Regions from separate parts of the Mus musculus genome. Here all the other regions are linked to region 3. A link is a loop called in an ENCODE intact Hi-C map of the cell type or tissue named here. Cell type or tissue: left cerebral cortex. All regions are shown on one strand. Region 1 holds the start of Ogt (O-linked N-acetylglucosamine (GlcNAc) transferase (UDP-N-acetylglucosamine:polypeptide-N-acetylglucosaminyl transferase)). Region 2 holds the start of Taf1 (TATA-box binding protein associated factor 1). Region 3 holds the start of Nono (non-POU-domain-containing, octamer binding protein).

Region 1 (5,000 bases), 210 kb before region 3:
AGCTCAAATTTGAGCCAGGCTTTCCCATACCAGAGCAATTTCTGCACAGCTAACCACAAAAACAAAGACCAAAAATATTTGTGTCCAAATCTGAGGTTGGAGCTAGAAGATCAACTAGAAAATTACATGTTAGACAAGAACGTAGCACTTTCTAGCTCCTAAATTTAGCACATTACCTATCACTTTCCAAAGTCACATATCTGCTCTTTTAATACTGGAAATGACCATTTCTTCAAATAAAGTTAACAGTCAGAAAAGAGCAAGTTCTTACAAAAACCTACGACAGAATCTTACATTTTTGAAAATCATGATGGGGAAACAGAAAGGTGGAAATCTTGATCCCATTCCCATCTATTAAGGATGAGATACTATTTTAGAGTCATCTATTTATCTCACAATATTCAAAATCGTCAACTAAAACCTAGACACTGAGAAACAATAACCTCTCGGGAACCTTAGAGCTGCAGCCTGGTTCCCCATCCCCTCCCGCCCCAAACAGCCTCAATCTGGAAAGGCAGTTGAAGGACACTCCTACAATTTGGTTGTTTTCTTATTTTCTGTAGCAAAGGCTTGGAGATGCATCGTTGAAAAGAGGCAACCGCTTTGCACTTGTGCAGCTACACTCCAGTTGCTTTACAAACTCTTCAAGCAAGGATGGAAACTTAAAAAAGAAATAATAATGCACACCCTATGGATAAAGAGATACTGGGCTAAAGAATGGGGATGAAAACCCAGAGGCCATGGCGGAGGAATACATAGAGAAAGTAACACAAAGAAAGAGAATTAGGAGGGCGGGCAGGGTGGTCGCCGCCAAGCAACACACCGAGGTGGTTTCTTCCCTGAGGATAAGAAACGACTGTCGGGCTGGCACGTTCGCAGAGGAAGGGTGTGGTTGCAACAAGCAGGGAGGGCTGACCAGGGTAGGAAACTCCGTACTGGGGCAGCGGGTGCAATTGGGTGATGGCTAAGAGAACCCCTGGAAATTTCCAACCTAAATCGGGGCCGCTCAACCCAAGAACACAAGGCGCTGCCCCGGCGGGGTGCGGGCTCAAGTAGCTCTTCTTGGTGCTACTTGGAAGCACACCGAGGAGCCTTCGCTAGTCATGCCTGATGCAAAGTGAGGCTAGGATTACACCGAAATAGCATCCCCGCCCTAGCCTGGCAAAGGAGGACCAAATGTGGCTAAGGGAAAGGGGCTTTGGGGAGGAGGTGGAAGCGCACGGGAGGGAGCGACGGGCTGAAATTGAGGGAGAAAACAGTTGCGACGGGAGACAGAAATTGCAGAGATTCCAATGCAGCCCATTCCAAGACACACTAAGCGCGCACGTGTGCTATAGATTCGTCCCGAGAGAGAAGGCTACAACACTGATGGGATAAAGCAACAACGAAAAAGCCCCCAAAGCAAGCAAAATGCAAGCAAGCAACTAGAGAATGTTTACGAACGGACGGCAGCACCAAACCCGATCAGATAGCAGTAGAACTCGAGAGCTCAGTAATGCCACTGATGTAATGGGGATGGTCAGAGGGAAGTAATGAAAGATACAAGACGGCGCCAGACCCCAAAGGGACGTCTGCCAGAGTAGAATGGGACACTAGTACCTGTACTGTCGGCCACGTTGCCCACGGAAGACGCCATCTGGAGCTTCTTGAGATAGAACAAGGGGTAATTGACTTCTACTGCCGCCACTACTGACAAGAATGGTTCTAGAAGTAGCAGAAAAAAGGCAGCAGCCGTATCAGTGTTTTGAAGGGCTCAGGGGGCGGCACAGAATACTGAACTCGAATCTTAGGAACTCTTGGTAGACATCTACCTCTCACTGTCTTGAAATGGCGGCGAGGGCTCCTCGACCGAAACAACACAAGCCGGAACTACTTTCTGTTATAATCAAGTACCCCGCGGAGGTAGCGCGTAACAAGACTACCGACCAAGTGACTGTAATCAAAGTCATTTGCTCTTACGTAACCTTCCGCCCAAGGTCCATTGCGACAAACATGACTGTAGAGAGCGCATGCGACAACCCTGTCTAGGCAACTCCGGGTTAAGGGCTCCCTATGGGGCAAGAGCCAGCAAGTTTTTAAGAGCAAGGCGGAAGGGCAAAAAACGCCCGTCGATTACTTTTTTTTTTTTTTTTTTTTTTTTTTTTTTTGGCAAGCGCTAAAGTACGAGTCTACTACCTGGTCAGTGATGTCGATGTTAGAATGTCAGAGCGTCTAGAAAAGTTTAATTAACTCCATTCAACAGAAAAGGGTAGTTTACACGACCAACGTGTTAGTTCTAAGCAAGTAAACGCGAATATTTGCGTTTCAGAGACGGGGCTGTTCAAAACAATGGGGGAGCCGGTTCGATTTGAATGCTTTTTGATTCAGACTCCACCCATGAATTTAAGTACTTTGATGAGAAAAACGGACAGTCTCCCTGAGCTGAGTGAACCCAAATGTGTTCGATTTGAACCATATAACCCTAAAATTCAAAATCGTTTGTGAGATTCGGGATGGTAACAGGGTAAATGCTAGGAGTTTGCATGTCAAAAGCAACCACAGAAATGTTAAAGAGGATGCCTTTTTCCTCAAAATTCCTGATCCTGAATTGTGACCTTGTTTCGTCAGAATCATTAAGGACTGCAAATGCCTTGGAGCTTAAGGCAATTCAACAAAGCAAACTGTGTTCCTTTGCCTTCTTCCTAAACCACACAACTACAATGAATTTCCAATTGCCTTCCTTTGACAAAACAGCTCTTTGGATCCTCTTACGGTTTCAAGCCCAGTGTTTGGACATTTTTGTCACATTGTTATTAATTTATATTTCCTGCCTTGTTCCTTGACAGTTTTAAGACACGTCACTAAGTGATTATTACAAGCCACTGGGGACTACAGTTAGCTCTCTTAGAGTCTTTCCGTTTCAAAACTCTTTGATCTAGGAAAAATTAGTGAGCTTGTGTAAAAATGTTTGCTGTCTAGCTCCTTGGTGAAATAAAAAACAAATCCTCAAAGGCTGTTTCAGTTTCTTGAGATTGCCAAACAACCTATGAACTTTGGATTATGAGTGCAGAAAAAGTTGATAATATTGTTCATTTCTTCTGCCCCACAGAACCACAACATGTAGTAAAAAAGAAAGCTTGCCATTCAAACTCTCCTGGATATTGATTGGCCTTATCTTTTCATTTGATACACCTGGCAAGCCCCAAACCCACCAAGTGATCCACCTTTGTTGAAAGAACTCAGCTTTTCCTCATTAAGAAAGGCAACTCAGATTCTACTAGCAGATGTTTAGGCCTTCTTGATTAGTGCGTGATAGTTAATTAAGTAAAAAGTCGTTAAATGTCAGGTCATGCTCCCAGTCGGACAGCTATTTGACTCATAGAAAACTGATCTGGGGTTCCCTCATCTGAAAGGAGTCTCACGCTGCTATGAAAAAATTGGATTGTGAGGCTCATGTAGCTCAGGAAGGAAAACTCCTTCAAGGAATTGGTCCAGGAGCCTCCAATAATAGGATCTTGGAGGTTTGGTTCCAGGGATTTACCAGTCAAGCCTAACTTCTTCAGCCAACAAATTAACATTTACTAAAATCTCTATATCCGAGGCACTGTGGCAAACATAAAATGAAAAAGACAAACTCTTTGCCCTCAAGGAGTTCCAATATGCTTAGGTAGACCCAAAATGCTGCTTAATAAGAATACCGAGGGTTATTTTAATGAAGCCCATTTGATCTATTGTCTGGAAAGGGAACCTCAGACTAGAGGGGGTCTGAAGACAGAGGCTGGTACTGGGCAATGCGGGGAGTGGGGTGCTTCTGTGCTCCTTTCATTTTTTTTCTTCTAGTTACTCTTTTTCTCTTTTCCTTTTTTATGCAGCAATTTGAAATTTGTAGTCCTTTGTAAAATACATCAACTGCTTCCATTCTAATTCCAAACTCCACTACTCTAACACCATTTACCGTGCAACAGTTTCCTATCTATCCTGTAGCATCCCCCTGGAGTCTGTTCATTTAAAGCATCCTTTTTGAAGCAATGCCATGAGCAAGCGCTGGAGATGTGCACCCAGCTGCAGTCACTGGAAGATTGTCCCAAAAGATAAATGAAGCTGAACAGAATGCATTGACACTGCACCGCAGGCTCTCTAGATGCGTGGAGAGAGCCCCTTGGATTCGGTACCCAGTCACAAGAAAGAAAACTGGTCTTGAAATCCTCCCAGAAAGGAAGAAAAAAACTTCCAAAAATATTGTAGTGTATTTATTATTGTTATGGGGGGTGGGGAGTGTGCCACAGTGTGAATGCGACGGTATGCGTGTGGAAGTCAAAGGAAAACTTTGTAGGATTCTCTCCACATTTGGGGACTGAAGGCTCGAACAACAAGCTCCTTTGCCTCCTGAGCCACCTCACTGGCCTCCCCCATTTTTTTTTTTTCTTTTTCAACTTGGAATAAGATTAAAGAAAACCAAACTGGTTTGTGGTCGTATAACCAACATAGCCAGTGAACTTGGGAACTGAGAATTTCTTACTTGGTGGCTGCTGGGCTGAAAACAGTAGCCAGCTGGAAAAACAACAGTGAAAACAGGGAGGAAAAACCAACACAGCTGTAATGTCTAAAGCCTTAGAGATACATTGGGAAACTGCTCTGCAAAACAAAAGCCGAGAGAGGCCTAGGAAGGCACCCTCTGGAGCTCAGCCCAGGGGGAGTACTTTTCCTCTCTGGCGCCAGTAGGCTTTAAAGATTTGAGAAAAATAAAGATATCAGGACTCAAAGGCCAGTTAGGTCCCCCTCCCTCTTTAATCATCACTTGCTTTCTTGATCTATAACCTCTATGATAAGGCACATCAAAATGAAAGGAAAGCTGAACCTGATCTTGGTCCTTAGGGCCTGGAATTTCAGCACTTGGGACGTTGAGGTGATCCTCCTGGCTCCACCCAGGGCTACGTAAATGAGTTCCAGATTAGGCTGCGCTACAATGTGGGATCCTCTTCAAAAAGAGAACAAAACAAAAAGTGAGAAGTCAAAACCTT
Region 2 (5,000 bases), 100 kb before region 3:
AGCTAATGAAATTATGAATATGAAACAAAAGTGAACAAAAAAAGAAATAATAAAATCTCTCCCAGGCTGGTGAGATGGCTCAGTGGGTAAGAGCACCTGACTACTCTTCCGAAGGTCCAGAGTTCAAATCCCAGCAACCACATGGTGGCTCACAACCATCTATAATGAGATCTGACTCCCTATTCTGGAGTGTCTGAAGACAGCTACATTGTACTTACATATAATAAATAATAAATAAAAATTTTAAAAATCTCTCCCAAGTTACGAATGTCTATAATCCCAAAACTTGATAGGTAGAAGCAGGAATATCAAAGGAGTTCCAAAACAAACCTCAGCTACGTAATCAATTTTGAGGCCTAAAAGTTTCAAAAATAGAAAATAAAAGCAGAGTGTGGTGATACAAGACTTTAATCCCAACACTCCAGAGGCAGAGGCCAAACAAATAAACCTCTTCCGATTCTGAGACTGTTATTCTAAAATACAGCAGGGAAAATACTTATGTTTTGAAGAAAAAGAAGTATAATAGGGGAATGATTTGAGTCAAAATACATTTGCTCATTGACATGAGATTATAAACATAACCCTTCTTAATCTTAAAATCTTAAGGGCAAAGAGTGGGTTTGTTTTCATCTTTAACTTTGAAAAGCATATAAGAATAGTTATATCAAATCTACAGGCACTAAAATATATGAGATGACAAGAAATCATTTTCACCCTTGTCATTAATCAACAATTTGAGACCGAACATTATAAAAATAAAAGCTTGAATTTGGTAAGAGAATACCTACTACTTGGCACTGAATTGACAGTGGAAACAGCATACAGAGCAAATGTATTGGCAGGCAAGAACAATGGCAGAGATTAAATATACAAGACAGAGCCCAAAACAGACTTATTCAGGAAGAAAATGTACTAAACTGCCAATTTTGCAACATTAAAGAATACCAAGCGTAGTGGGGAACATGTCTAATCCTAGCACTTGGGAAACAGAGGCAAATGCATCTCTATGAGTTTGGGACAATCTTGCATGCATAATGAGTTCCAGGTCAGGCAGGGCTATGTTGAAAGACCCATTGCTAGAAAACAAGAAGGGGGGGGGGGGGCGGAGAGAGAATCACCTGTGTGGCAAAGGGGTTGCAAGCTTCCCATTGTCTGCTGGTATCTTCTACTTTCATCTTCTGCCACCTCGTTGATGTCAGAATAGTCCACAGCATCCTCTCTACTCCTAATCCATCCTATGGATAAAAAGGGAGACGTCTCAAGAGAAAGCAAGTAATTATCACTTCCTTAGAAAATCCCCACTGAAAAGCGTACAACAGGCTAATCTCCTCCCCCCACCCACACTGTCCTCCCCATGGCCCACACTTTACCTTCATCATTTACCAGGGCACCATCACTCCCGGACAATTCTTCATTTGCTGTGAGTTCAGTGATCAGGCTGCCAAGACCCAAAGCCCCCAAGCCCGCAAGATGCTTCTTGCACTCCTGAAAAGGGGACAGCATGAGGGTCGAAAATAACAACTAAACCTGAAGGTCCTACACAAGTATATTTCCCTTGCTCATAACAAAGTCACAAATCCATCTGAGAAATTATTTCATGAAGTGCTGCTCAAAGAAACATCACATTCAAGAACTATATAGGAAATCTGCTAAATTCCATACAGATCAGTTCCGAACAACACACGTTCCATCCGTAGTCCTGGCTTTGGAGCCATTAGGATCAGCAAAAGCCAGAAAAAGCAGAGTTCCAAGGGTCTTTAAGAAGGCCTTCCACAGTGGCGGTTCTGATAACCTTACTAGAGTTAACTATTATCTTTCCTACCAGGCAAGGAGAATGTTACCTTCGAAGCCAACACCTCAGCATCAGTGACTGACACTTAAGACTTTTCCTCTTCGTCCTTCCTCCGAGTTGAGCCCTCTCGCGCTGTCTCCAGTTCTCCCTAGCCACAGCACCCGCCGCCCCAGGCCCACGACTCACGTCATCCAAGACGCTTTCGCCTTCCAACTGCCCTGCTCCATTGATGTTGCCGAACAGGAACCCAGTTAGAGAAAATGGGCCTCCACCAGCCGACTCTTCGTCGCTGTCTGTGTCGGACATGACGACGGAAGGGCTACCGCCACCCTTGTCCTGCAGCAGCCCAGCCCACCCCGGGCCCATGGGCGGGAAAGAAAAAATACGTCAGTCGCACACGGGTGACTTGCAGCGCTCCCTGACCCAACCAGAGGCTACCGGAAGTTGAAAAAAAGGGGGGAAGGATGGGCCGTCCTACGTGATCCTTTGATGTCGGGATGGCTACTTCCTTTGATGTGTTTGATTGGTCCGCCCAAGATCAGGCTGGATAACTGGAAGGTGATTGGTCAAACAAACCAGTCCCGCCCATCAACTGCGCGGGTCCGTTCTGGTTGCTATGGTAAGAGCGGCAGATTTTTCTCCAATAAGAAAGTAGATCTGAGGCGGCGTGACCTACGACCTCTGGAAACCGCGCGTCACCGGCTACAGTACACACTACACAATAATGATTTGAGCCGTCTTTTCCGGTTTGTGCCGTTCCCCAAAGGAACATTACTATGAATTGTGATAGGGGGACGACTGCTACTTACTTATTTTGAATTTACATTTTCCCATGGTAAAATGTTAAGCTTAGTAAAATGAGCAACCGAAACTTCAAGATTCACAAACATTAAACATTTTCATAGTTTTTTTAAGCGCACATATGATTCCCAGCACTATATATATATATATATATATGTATATATATATATATATATATACATACACATATATGCATATATATGTGTGTGTGTATGTATGTATATATGTGTGTAAATGTGTAAAAGCATGGAGAGAAGAAAGAAACCGAGTGGGAGAAGGGGGGGGGGGTTGAAGAGGGGAGAGAAAGTGAAAGAGAGACAGAAATATACAAGGCTGGGATACAGCTCACTGGCCAACATAGATTCAATTCCCTGTACTTAAAAAATAACCTTATTTTGCCAGGAATGGAAACCTGAGGTAGAAGTGTCTCTGAACCGGGCAGTGGTGGCGCACGCCTTTAATCCCAGCACTCGGGAGGCAGAGACAGGCGGATTTCTGAGTTTGAGTCCAGCCTGGTCTACAAAGTGAGTTCCAGGACAGCCAGGGCTACACAGAGAAACCCTGTCTCGAAATAACTAAAAAAAAAAAAAAAAAAAAAAAAAAAAAAGAATTGTCTCTGTAAGACCAGCATAGTATACATAGTTAAGCTCCAGGCTACTAGGGGAAACCCTATCTTTAAAAAAAAGTTTTTTAAGTACTCTATATATTTGTGTAAATAGACATATTGAACCAGTGAGGTGCCTCTGTAGGTAACATATCTGCCACCAACCCCGGAGCCCCATCCTGAGGACATATTTCATGTTTCAGATCACCATGGTGGCACACAGACTTGTTTGAATTGGAGCATCTTCACTGTGGCCAAACCGAGGATCTGTTCAGAGTTCCTACTTTGCATTTTTTGTGCCTGTTTGCTTGTTCATGTTTAGTTTGTTCTGAGGCAGAGTCCCACTTAAGTTTCCTGGGCCAGGCCTTGAATTTTCCATTCTTTGCTTCCCAACTAACTGAAATTATAGGTCTCTGCCAACAAGTTCAGTCGTGCGATTATATTTGATCACCTCTCTTTAGTATATACATGGGGACATTTTCTTTTTTTAAGATTTATTTTTGAAATGATCTGTATGTGTCTGTGCACGGGTATATGCACTGAAGTGCAGTTGTTCACAGAGGCCAGAACTGTTGACTGCCTCTGGAGTTGGAGCTGCTTGATGTTGAGTAGTAGAAACTGGATTCAGGAAGAACAGGAAGCTATCACAGCCCTGGCTGTCCTGGAACTCACTTTATAGACCAGGCTGGCCTCGAACTCAGAAATCCACCTGCCTCTGCCTCCTGAGTGCTGGGATTAAAGGTGTGCGTGCGCCACCACTGTACAGAAAGCTCTCGCACTCTTTATTCTATATGCCTTGGCTTGCCACTGTCAGATACCCTGGAACTGCCAACTACAGACAGTTGTGAGCTGCCATGCGTGTGGTGGGAACTGAACCCTGTCTCAAAAAACAAAATAATGATGATGCATTAAAACTCATACTCTGCCCCTTCCTAATTTAAGATTTACTTATTTTTATTTTGTGTGTATGAATGTCTTTTTTGCATATGAATGTTTTGTTGAATATGTTTGTGCACTGTGTGTGTACCTGGTGATTTCAGAGGCTAGAGGAGGCCATTGGATCCTCTGTAACTCGAGTCACAGACAGCTGGAAGTTGTCCTGTGAGTTCTGGAAAGTGAACCCAGTTTCTTTGCAAGAGCAAGCACTCTTCACCGCTGAACCTTCTCTCCAGACCCTTTCTCTTTTTGTGTGTTTTGCTTGTTTTGCTTTTGTTTGATTTTTGTAAAGAGATTTCTTTTTACAGGTATTTGTGTAGATGCATAGTTTTTATGTACTCAATGCATATATGATGCCATAGAGGCCAGAATAAATTGTCAGATCCCATGTGAGTGCTGGCTACTGATAGGAGGCCATGAAACCATTCTTAATCACGGAGCCATCTTTCCGCTCTGTGTTTTTATTTATTTAAACACACACACACACATATCCACATGTATATCTGTATACCATGTGCATGCCTGAAGCTCTCAGAGGCAAGAAGGTCCCTCAGAACTGAAGTTACAGATGGTTTTGAGCCACTATGTCACCATGTGGATGCTGAGAAATGTAACATGGGTCCTCTAAACCTTGACCCATCTCTTCAGTCCCTTATTTGTTTTTTGCATTGCTATGGATAGAACATGGAACCTATACATACTAGAGAATTCTCTAGCACTAAGCTACAAACATTTTTTAAAATTTATGTTGAGGCAGGATCTCTCTAAATTGCCAAGGCTGACCTGGAGCTCCGGGTCCTATCTCAGCTAAACAGATAGCTGAAATTACAAGTGTGTAGCCCCACACCTGGATCCCCGTTTGATTTT
Region 3 (5,000 bases):
CAGGAACGATGAAGCGTTTGCTCCAAAAAGGAAACTACCATTCCTAGTCTCAAGAAATAGGAATGTAGTAGGGCTGGAGAGTGATCAGCTCAGCGGCTAAGATCACTGATTGCTCTTCCAAAGGTCCTGAGTTCAAATCCCAGCAACCACATGGTGGCTCATAACCATCTGTAACAAAACCTGACGCCCTCTTCTGGTGTGCCTGAAGACAGCTAAAGTGTACTTACATATAATAATAAATAAATCTGTGGGCCAGAGTGAGCAGAGGGCCTGAGTTCAATTCCCAGCAACCACATGATGGCTCACAACCATCTGTACAGCTACAGTGTATTCATATACATAAAAAAATAAATAAATCTTTAAAAAAAAAGAAATAGGAATGTAAAAGCTGGACAGTGGTGGCGCACACCTTTGATCCCAGCACTTGGGAGGCAGAGGCAGGATTTCTGAGTTCAAGGCCAGTCTATAGAGCGAGTTCCAGGACAGACAGGGCTACACAGAGAAACCCTGTCTCGGGAGGAAAAAAAAAAAAGAAAAAAGAAAAGAAAGAAAAAGAAACAGGACTGTTAAACAGAATGTCATCATCAGATTCTCCCTAACTTGTCAATATAGAAAAAGTATAAACACCCAACAATTGAATCTTTCTCTTTCTTTCTTTTTTCCTTCCTTTCGACCCAATCTCGCAGCATAGCCTTAGCTGTCCTGGAACTCTGTACTCCAGGTTGGCCTTTAACTCTCAGAGGTCCATCTGCCTCTGCCACCATGTCTGACCATGGAGAACTTGTTTTCTTTCTTTCTTCCCCCCCCCCCCCACACACAGGGTTTCTCTCTTTCTCTGTGTAGCCTTGGTTGTCCTGGAACTCAGAAATCCACCTGCCTCTGCCTCCTGAGTGCATGGATAACGTGTAACAACCAAATTTATTTTATTTGTTTTTGAATAAAAATCCCCATGGTGACAGATTTCAAAATCTTTCCCTTCCATGTAGTCTTCTCCATAAGTTTCCATTTACCAAGGAAGGTTAGCACTGCCCAAAGAATCTAAATTACCACTGTATACACAGCAAGTACCAAGCATGAAAGAAATGTTCCTATGTTAAATGCAATAATATAATTTTGCAGAAATAAACTTACCAAACCCTAACTACAGAGATCAGCAGTTAGGATTTCTGTCTCCTATCACGTCCTAAGATTAACCACAATGAAAGAGACTATAGCTACTGTGTGTGATATACCTGCAGACATGTTCAGGACCATATTAATCACAGGTATCTGAAATCTAAATCAAGGTCCTCTCAATTTTAGAAGAGTCAAATTACTAAATGAAAAACTGCTAGAGAAATCCAGTGTGAACTTGCTAGGCTGATATGGTTGCCTGGTGGGCGACTGTTAAAGCTGTAGAATACAATCACGGTAAAGGCGGCTGAGTTTCTTAGGACTTTTTATTTAAAAAACAATGAAGTGGACAAACATAAATTTAAGCACTAACCCCTATTAGAACAGCCATAATTAGGGGTTATAAAAACAAAACAACAACAAAAAAAAAAACCCACACCACTCAGTCACATTTTAGTTTCAGATTCTAAAAACGGTTTAGCTTAAATAACATGAAAAGTGCCCCCCAAATTAATTTCTCATCTGTAAAATCTGTATTAGTTAAGCATCCTGCACTTTACCTGATGACCCTACCTCCTGCACCTACCTTGACTTGGATTTGAACACAGCAAAGTGTCTGCCTCGCAGTCCTCACTAACCTCGACTGCTGTTAAAAACACAAAGAAAGGTGTCAGCTTACAGTAAGACGTCCGCAAAGTGAAAAATACTCGAAAGTAATGCCACAGAAAGCAACATTTTTTTTTAATTTAGAAAAGCGATGCCTACAAATGCCTAGGAAAAGCTTAAGGAGCAAGGGGTTCGGAAAAAAGGCGCGCGCGCGCGCGCGTGCAAGGGTGGGGTGGAGGGTGTTTCATGAACTTAGCACCAAAAGCCAAGGGGTCTGAACTAGCAAACTTCCCACTTTCGTTTCAAATAACAAAACAACAACAACAAAAAATCCATAGCTCCAGGGGCCCCACAGGCCCTCTAGGAATTAATGGCCTTGAAAGGCTAGGGAGGAGCATCCGACAAAGCAAAGCGCCTCCTCCTCTAACCTCGACTTCAGGGCCTTAGTATAATAGACCCCACACCCTGTGGCCCAGGGCGTTCAAGAAGCCAACAACTTAGGGCCACTAAAATTGGGGGTGAGCAGCACAAAGAGTCTGGGCAAGGAAGCAAGAAAAGCATTGGCTAATGCCCGCGGCGGGGAGCAGGGAGCGCTCTGGCCCCCATGGGTGGGCTGCGAAGGCCTTGTGCGGAGGGGGAAAGGCCTCCCGGGCCTTCGGAACCCATAGCCCGTGTGCAAACTCGGCCTCGCCCCAACCCCTCCCTTTCCAGAGTGTCGCAGGAAGCCCCACCGCATCCCTAAGCAACCAAAGAGCCATCCCCAAACTCACCCTCTGGCCACAGTTCTTTGCTCGGAGTATGGGCGACGCTGCACGGCCTCCACCGTCCCGAGAAAAGAGCGCGCGACCGCCGGAAACGAGCCGACGGAGCTCGGTACCTCCCGAGGGGGGGGGGGGTCAATTTTGGATTCCCGATTGGCTATGTGAACTGCCAGTCAAAGTTTATCTCCCGAGAAAGTCTCATTAGTCCGCCATTTCTTAACGTTTATTGGCTACCGACTGTCAAAGCCTTGGGTTCGTGTGAACGACAGATGGGGACAAAGAGCGAGGCTTCGTAGCTTATGCGCATGCACTAGAGGCGCCGAGCACAAGACGGAAAAGGAAGGGGGAGGGGGAGCCAGCAGTGGAAGGTAGGGGGTCGGAAGGAGAGGCTCACCCGGCCCTACGGAAGGACTGAAAACCTAGCGGTGGGAGGAGGAGAGAAGAGAACTTGTGCGAGAGGAAGATCGGAGCGAAAAGGGGGGAAAATGTGCACGTAGGCGTGTGCTGAGAATTTATGCACTGCGCCTGTGCAAAATTAAGACTAACAATGTCATTGTATTCTATGTGGTAGAGCTAGCCGTTTGCTACTGAAAAAAAAAAATGTGCCCCGCCATGTTTCTTTTTTTCCACACTTCCTCAAAGCGTCTACCCTGACACCCTATACAGTTTTAGTTTCCTTTCTCAGTGCTGGGTATGTTTGGGAAGTGTAACTGAAATGGACATGATTGTAGAAACAGGCAGGAGGGCAAACGATTTTGACACTTTAAGCTCAGTGATTACCCAGAACTGTGACTAGCACCATTTCCATAGTAACCAGAGAACCCGATAGGCCAAACAGACTAAGGTTCCCATCGCAGAGAGACTCAACAGGTTGGTCGGCGGTGCCTGAACCAGTATGTTGGAGGTCTTCACATCAGACCTACTCTTTATCCCATAGGAGGCCTATCAGGTAATAATAACCTTCGTTATTCCATAATGCCTAGCTCTCCCAGGCGGTTAACCAAGGATTACAAGGTTCAATAGATAGGCACCAGTAGTTAATCCTCAGTAATTAATTCATACTCCTGATGGCAGATTATCTCAATAGGCATTACCTATACCTTGTATGGGGATACAATGATATGGAACTGTGCTGTCTAATAAGCCTCTTACAATGTTGGGAAGGTTCTGTGGCACCATTCAATACAGTAGTAGAGACTAGCTATATTCTACCCAATCCACCCCGTTTGCGTGTGCGTGTGCATCAACATATGGCTACAACTTACTATAGTGGGTATATTTATCCCAATGGTTCCCAAATTCTTTGAGATAAGATAGCACATTATTATGAAAAAAGAAAATGGGGGGGATCAAGATCAGATAATGCCCTTCAGTATGAAGTTTCAGCCCTACTACTGATCTCCTATATCCACTATCCAATTATGACAGCTGTTTACTACGTATGACTGTCACAATCAAACAGAAATGATTAAGCCTTTAACTTCTGTACTCAGGAGGCTGAAAAAGGAGCCTCCTTGCCCAGAAGGCCACCCTGGACTACACAGTGAGTAGCAAGGTATCCAGTACCTAAGACTCTGTCTCAACACAAAACAATAACAACAAAATTACACATACATGTATATGTATACATGATTTAAAAGGTGAATACTTTCTAAACCATGACCCTTTCTGTTTTCAAAAAAGATTTAATGGGGACTGGAGAGATGGCTCAGCAGTAAAGAGTGCTGACTGTTCTTCCAGAGGACTAGGGTACCTACCCCAGCTCCCATTGGTGGCTGGCTGGGACTCCAGTTTCCAGGAGATCTGACGCCCTCTTCTGGCTTCTGATGGTAATACATGCATGTAGTCCACAGACACATGGACTGTTTTAATTATTTTATGTGTGTATTTTGTCTGCATGTATGTAAGTGCATGTAGTGCCTAAGGAGGACAGAAGACAATGGTGGATCCCTAGAACTGGAGTTACAGATAGCCACCATGCAAGTTTGGGAATCCAACCTAGGTCCAGTGCTCTTAACCTCTGAGCTATCCCTGAAGCCCCAGCTGTGACTTTTTGTATGCAATGATTTTCTTGGAAAAAATAGTAACACGGGGCCTGGAAAGATGGCTTAGGAGTTAAGAGCACGTACTGCTTTTGCAGAGGAGCTGCTTACATTCCTAGCAGACACATGGCAGTTCACAACTATTTGTAACTAGTTTCAGGGCATCTAACACCTCTTCTGACCTCTTCAGGCTCCTGCAGGCTTGCGATCCACAACATACATATATTCAGGCATAACCCAGTTGTGGTGTATGTCTTTAATCCCAACACTTGGGAGGCAGAGGTAGACAGTCTCTCAGTTTGAGGCCAGCCTAGTCTCAGAGTGAGTTCCAGAACAGTCAGGACCTACAGAGAAACTCTGCCTTAAAAAACAAACCAACCAGACTAGACCACCAACCAAGGAGTATACCTAAAGGGATCTTTGGCTCCAGATACATATGTAGCAGAGGATGGGAGGCCCTTGATCCCAGGGAGATTTG

What was found. Hi-C counts contacts between places; a loop is a spot of excess contacts. Peaks named below come from ENCODE experiments on the same cell type or tissue, not always from the same donor. Only the 100,000 strongest peaks of a DNase experiment are listed, where the experiment ranks them.
Region 1: a loop joins it to region 3, with 2.2 times the contacts of the local background. A loop is called at or near these places in 3 of 42 quality-filtered maps.
Region 2: it touches region 3 in a loop (2.2-fold over the local background); 2 of 42 quality-filtered maps call a loop at or near these places.

Annotation. Positions count from the first base shown.
Region 1 is chrX:101,636,922-101,641,921 of GRCm38, reverse strand. Ogt (O-linked N-acetylglucosamine (GlcNAc) transferase (UDP-N-acetylglucosamine:polypeptide-N-acetylglucosaminyl transferase)) reads right to left here and starts at 1,871. Exons shown (of 22, transcript NM_139144.4): 1 at 1,600-1,871. The coding sequence starts at 1,636. In left cerebral cortex, no CTCF peak of the experiment used is centred here; DNase peaks (open chromatin) are centred at 1,055, 1,916, 2,303, 4,939 and 1 more place; H3K4me3 peaks cover 2,643 bases; H3K27ac peaks cover 2,816 bases.
Region 2 is chrX:101,529,980-101,534,979 of GRCm38, reverse strand. Taf1 (TATA-box binding protein associated factor 1) reads right to left here and starts at 2,245. Exons shown (of 39, transcript NM_001290729.1): 1 at 1,979-2,245; 2 at 1,371-1,485; 3 at 1,119-1,235. The coding sequence starts at 2,158. In left cerebral cortex, no CTCF peak of the experiment used is centred here; a DNase peak (open chromatin) is centred at 2,361; H3K4me3 peaks cover 1,389 bases; H3K27ac peaks cover 713 bases.
Region 3 is chrX:101,427,252-101,432,251 of GRCm38, reverse strand. Nono (non-POU-domain-containing, octamer binding protein) reads right to left here and starts at 2,601. Exons shown (of 12, transcript NM_023144.2): 1 at 2,490-2,601; 2 at 1,700-1,759. In left cerebral cortex, CTCF peaks have their summits at 2,699, 2,898 and 4,285 (motif pointing left); DNase peaks (open chromatin) are centred at 2,719 and 4,385; H3K4me3 peaks cover 2,024 bases; H3K27ac peaks cover 1,451 bases.